2 separate regions of the Mus musculus genome follow, and region 2 is linked to region 1. Evidence: chromatin contacts called from ENCODE Hi-C data. All regions are on one chromosome and are shown on one strand. The core of a region is the stretch at or near the end of the contact, and the rest is flanking DNA. Distances in the headings are between cores, read along the strand shown. Region 1 has its middle 42 kb from the start of Tnfsf18. Region 2 holds the start of Tnfsf18 (tumor necrosis factor (ligand) superfamily, member 18).

Region 1 (2,893 bases), core at 310-2,809:
TTTCACAGTTGTATCCCATCCCTGGGACTAATTTCTGTCTGTTACTGTTCTGTGATGGCAGGTATGACAGGCATGATGCTGGAGAAGTAGATGAGAGCTAATCCTAATCCCCAGGTAGCTGAGAGAGGCATTGAGCCTGGTGTGGGCTTGTGAAACCCGAAATCCCGCCCCAACAGCATACTTCCTCCAACAAGACCACACCTCCTAATCCTTTTAATCCTTTCAAATAGTGCCAATTCCTGGTAACTAAGCATTCAAATATGAGCTTACAGGGGCCATTCTTACTCAAACCACCACAATGCATATGAATACTATGCTGCAAAATAACAGAATCAAGGAAGAATCATATGTTTGAGAATTTTAAGCATCTAAGACTACGGAAAACAATAGGGACTTTGGGCATAGAAAGATCGCTCAATGGTTTAACAGTGCTTAATGTTCTTAAAAAGACTAGAGTTCAGTCATTAGGTCTTAGGTCAAGTGGCTGACAACCACTTGTAACTCTAGCTCCAGGTGATCCTGTGACATCCTCTGGCATGGTGAGTACCCATACACATATTCACATATAGACATATGCAATTTTTAAAAGAATAGGAATTTAGAGGGTTTTTTTTAAGAGGAAATGGCAAAAATTTATAGGAACACTCAAATTTGTAGTGGGAGGGGATAGCTTTATGAAGATAAAGGGTCTTGAACATCACAAGAGCTTTCTCAGAAACTCCATCATGAAAATGGACAATAAATAGTCTGATGATGCTGTTGCCTAACCATTGAAACAGTCAACTCTAGTTGGTAAAGTTCTAGGGGACGAATACATGACAATTAATTTCTGTTTTAGACAGATAGAGGAATTACAGAGAAAATTCCTCCCTGTACTTCGAGGGACAGAGGAAAAACTTAACAGCTGAAGAGGAGGAGATCAGAGAGCCCTTACAGTTCAGTGTCAAAGTACAAAATGCAGTGTGGTTTTCTGAGCCCCAAAAGTGCCTAATTAGAAGAGTATTTACCAATCCTAGTGTTTCGAATCTTCCCCATTATCCTTAACTGACTCTGTGTCCTGAGGGGTGCAGGGGGTGGGGGTGTCTGTTATGGGACCTGGGTCAGAGCCTGAACCCTTAGCAGGTCAATTAGAAAAAAATAATTGTGAGAAGCCGAGAAAGGAGAGTTATTCAGTATTATCACATTTGCAAGAGGAACAGATAAAGAGGGTCCGTTTCACAGGTGTGGCTCGAAGTTATGAGAGCACCTGCTGCGATTTCAAGATTCTCTGCTTCTGGGAGAAAGAACAGAACCCAGGACAGATAAGAGAAAGGCAGAAATGGAGACAGATAGGAGAGCACTTTCAAGGGTGGTAGTAGGCCAGCAAGACAGAGGTGGGGTGCGGGGAGGTGCATGGATTCATAAGAGTCATGACCCATTTTTGGTATTATTCATGTTGCCTTCCTTCTCCTGAGTTCGAAGACTGTGGGCTTTTCCCTGGTGGAGAGAGTTTCCAGAACTTCTGAGAACTAGCTTCATTCATATGCTAATGTGATGCCTCCTCTCCTCTCTCTCCCTCCTACCTGTCCATAAGAGACTCAAGTGTACCTCTGGGGTCTAGACAAGAGTTTTAGGCTTAAATAGAAGGCAAGAGGTTTCCATAAATAACTAAGCAGTCCTGCTCTAGGTTATAGCCAAGCCACCATTAGCAAGTCCGTCTGTGTTCCTGTCTCTCCTGCAGGTGGTCTCACAAATTGTCCGTACTGTGTGAATCTCTTCCTGGGAGACAAGTTCCTTCTCTGGCTAGCACCAGGCTTCATCCTGCCTCTTCTCTCAGTGTAAGATCTCTGGGGGAAATTCCCATTCTTTGGGAACTATAATTTCAATAGTCTGGTAGCCAAAGGGAAGATTAAGAATATCTCATTTTAGAATAGTTTCACTCCTGCCAGGATGGTTACATTTCTTCTTATGTAAGCAAGTGGAGGAGTTCACAAAAGCACACTTTGGGAAAGAACAACCCAACATATTTAAGAGGCATACCATGGAAATTTGAATCTGGATTTTGATTTTCCCCAAACTAGCTTGGCCTTGATTCTGGTATACATTCATATTAAGAAATCTCCCAGTTTGAGGACTTTAGTGATTAACATCCTATGATTCAGATGCAGAGGCCCAGCTGTCTTCTCTACATGACCCCTTTCTCGTTGGCTTTCCCTTCTTTACAATAGTTAATCTTCTCTCTGCTGCAGTCTACTTCTTTAGCTTCCTGCTTCTGTTTACATATTTTTACAGACTGACTAGCCACTGCCTAGATGTGGTGAGAGCTCAGCCAAGTTCTTGTGAATGAAAGAGAACAAGTCATCAACACAGAACACACCCCAGTGCGTTTTTTTTTTCCCAAGTAGCTTCCCAGGTACTGGCCTGTGCTAACAACAATGAATGGGAAATTTCTCAAGTAGAACATTCCACACCCCAACCTTAAACTCCACAAGTTTGCTCAATCTTGAAGCCTAAAAGGGATGATTGGCTGATAATCAGTGTGTTCTCACTTGATTCCTGAGATTCTTTCTTGCATTCCAAACATAGTTAGCCTGCACTTGCACCTTAAGGGAGAGTTTGCAGAAGAAAAACTGTGTAACAACCTGCATTTCTTTTTCCCACCAAATATTCCAAACTTATTTTTCAAATTCGAATTATTGGAGTAAAGTCCAGAAGGTCTAAAGGAATTAGTACTTGATGAAAAACATCTTGGCAAAGAAAATGGATGGATAAATCACTGCCCCCAAGGTGACTATAGCTAGCTGACGTCAGCGGTGCAGGTGCAGAGGCACTGAGATGTCTAAAGGTGACTCTTTGACTCATTATAATCCTAAAAGGCAAAAGATCATTCCCATAGTGATTTAAAATGTGAATG
Region 2 (3,090 bases), core at 412-2,911, 42 kb before region 1:
CTCAGCCTTCCTCCTTTAAACCCTTGAGAATGCTGAGAGTCCTCTCAACACTCATTGCTTCAGAAAGTTCGTGTCTTGGTTCATTCTTTGGAAGGGTGGGGCTGGGGTTAGAACTCCCTCTGCCTTTGATCCATTTGTACAGTTACAGACTACAGATTAATGGGCTCCTATGTAAGTCTTTAGCCAGTACCATACTAAGTAACCTCGAATCAACAGTGCATTACTTCCTCCTGCATCTTTTCTCAATATCTTGCCAATATAGAACCATACCTTTAAGACCATCTCTGGTTGGTCTCTTTAGAAAAATGTTCCTGGGCTCACATCACAACCCTTTCTTACACAGCTATGCGTCATTTAATTCTGCCCAAGATTTAGTATATTTTAATATAAATAGGCCAACCCTTGAATTATATAATGTCTTATTTAATATTTGATTCCTTTCTGGCTTTTCTGGTCAATGCTTTTTTTGGTTTTTTTTGTTTTGTTTTGTTTTGTTGTTTTTTTTTTTTTTTGTCTGTTTGTTTTGGTTTGGTTTTTGCTGTTTTTTTTTCTCTCTCTCTCTCTCTGCAGCCCTGGCTGTTCTGTATGAGAGAACACTTCTAGAAAAACCTAATTGATATACATTTCCAGTTCATATCCCATCTAGACCCACAATTTACACTAGAGTTCAATGGGAAATTCCTGATAACCATCAGGGGCTTCCCAAACAGACATGTGCTCCTCCCTCCTCCATGAAGCCTTCCCTGGTCACCCAAGCCCAAAGTTATTCCCCTCATAAACCACAACTATATGGTTTATCCTTCTCCTAGGTCAATTACTGCGCGCTATAATTACAGCTAGCAGGATGCCAAGTAAACAGAGCCATTCCCTTATCACCATGTTGCAGACCTAAAAACTAGAATCAGAACAACGATACAACTTACTCAAATTTGCACAGCTGGTTATGGGGAGGCTAATCTAGAACTGGAACCCAGGATTTCCTTTTTTTCTACTTTGACACCATGCCCTTCCTCAGCATGCAGTTGCTTCCTGTCACTGTCCCCCATTACTGTTTTGTATCTCTTCCCCCAATGAGACTACAGCTTGTCTGGGGTTACCCGAAGATTAGTACCATGGTTCAGGTCTTTTCTTTGCCAATCAAGAAGGTTCTAGTAGAGTCCCAGGAAGGACAAAAGAACTTCCACAGACACCTAAAGGCTCAGTTTAAACATGTAGTTCTATCTAGCTCACACCTACAGAGAATATATAGTATTTTCTAGTGTCTTTTGTCTTAAAACATTCGATGAATAAAAACACATTTGAAGAGCCATGTCATTACAAGGCTTAAATTGCTTACACTGTTTGTACTGTCAAATGTCTTCCTTCCCACTACCTCTAGCAATGCTGAATGGCAGTGATAATAACCAGACTAACAAATAAATAACCTTTATATGATATAATTAGCAGCTGTAGACTCTATGACCACCTTACCTTGAGTGAAGTATAGATCAGTGTACCCAAAGAACAGAGCAACATCAGTAACAGAGCCACTATGCACAAGAGCCATGACTTCTTGCACCTCTCTGCCCTTTGAGGACTTGATTCTCTCAAAGGCATTTCCTCCATGAGGCTAGAACTCGTTCTCTGATGGAATGAGAACTGGGGAAAGCAGATACCCACAAGTGATGGATGAACGATGCAATGTCATGTTTTATAGTAATTAGCCCCGTGGGTGTAGGAGGTGGAGTTTTCCTTTGGAACACTGCTAAGCACTCGCTGTCATCGTGGCACCAGGCCAAACATACAAAGGAATGAGAAGGCTTAGAGCCAACAGAAACACGGGAGGGGGGACAGAAGCCACTACAAGGGAAGTTCAGAAGGAAAAAAGTCTTTCCTCAAGCAAGAGGAAGTACTGTGTGCATGCACAGCCAGCCTCGGCTGCTGTAAGACGCTATGCATTCCAAATTATTTCCAAGTAAGAAAACAACTTATAAGACTAAATAAAATCTAAAACTAAGTTTTGTCCTACTGCAGATATAACGACTGGGTAAGTCAGAGAGGTGAGGAGCTGAAGAGTGAGGATGCGTGGTTTAAACAACACGGTTCTCGTGAAGTCATCACACTGCAGACTTCACATAGGTACCATTTTAGAGATACACGAGTTTTGTCAATCGCACCTAGGTGGGAGTTTTAAAACATCAAATCAAAGCTATAATCACACACACACACACACACACACACACACACACAATTCCCAGTTACAAAATGTGTTTATTCTGAAATAGACTTGAAATAAAGCTGCAGCTGGGGGCTGGAGAGATGGCTTGGCAAGTAAGAGCATGCGTTCCTCTTGCAAAGGATCGAAGTCTAGTTCCCAGCCACAGTGTGGTGTTTAACAACTGCCTATTACTCCAGTGCCGGGGAATCCAACTCCATCTTCTGACCCTCAAGGGATCAGACACACATGATACACATACATATATGTGGGCAAAAATGTATAAATATAAAATAAATATATTTTTTAAAAAGACCTGCAAATATATTACTAGAATTTAGCAAACATTAGTAAATAACATGATGGTCAATTTTCTCAAACTTGGACCATGTTGGAACCAAATTCCAATTCTAACACTGAGTAGAAATAAAACTATCATTTAAAAAGTTATTTCCGCAATAGTGTCTGGGTTTGGTGATTGTCTATGGGATGGATCCCCAGGTGGGGCAGTCTCTGGCTGGTCATTCCTTCAGTCTCTGTTCCACACCTTGTTTGTATAACTCTTTCCATGGGTATTTTGTTCACCCTTCTAGGAAGGATTGAAGCATCCACACTTTGGTCTTACTTTTTGAGTTTCATGTGGTTTGTGAGTGCTTGCAGCTAGGAGCCTGGTATAGCTGTCTCCTGAGAAGCTCTGCCAGTGCCTGACAAATACAGATGTGGGTGCTTACAGTCATCCACTGGAAGGAGCCCAGGGTCCCAAATGAAGGAGCTAGAGAAAGGACCCAAGGAGTTGAAGGGTTTACAGCTCCACAGGAGGAACAACAATATGAATTAACCAGTACCCCCAGAGCTCCCAGAGACTAAACCACCATCCAAAGAGTACACATGGTGGG

Evidence for each region. Hi-C counts contacts between places; a loop is a spot of excess contacts on that map.
Region 2: a loop to region 1 is called in a map of left cerebral cortex, with 2.4 times the contacts of the local background. The contact joins the promoter of Tnfsf18 here to the enhancer-like site in region 1. A Hi-C loop is called at or near these places in 3 of 37 maps with a recorded cell type or tissue (heart and left cerebral cortex).

What each region holds. Positions count from the first base shown.
Region 1 is chr1:161,451,488-161,454,380 of GRCm38, reverse strand. No RefSeq gene overlaps it. Among named protein-coding and RNA genes, the nearest start is that of Tnfsf18, 42 kb to the left of the region's middle. Within about 2 kb of position 1,559, at least 1 of the 3 ENCODE cell types and tissues checked has a DNase peak (open chromatin) inside an H3K27ac peak, as active enhancers do; it is left cerebral cortex, where a contact is called at or near this core.
Region 2 is chr1:161,493,228-161,496,317 of GRCm38, reverse strand. It overlaps Tnfsf18 (tumor necrosis factor (ligand) superfamily, member 18), which reads right to left and starts at 1,661. Exons shown (of 3, transcript NM_183391.3): 1 at 1,471-1,661. The coding sequence starts at 1,605.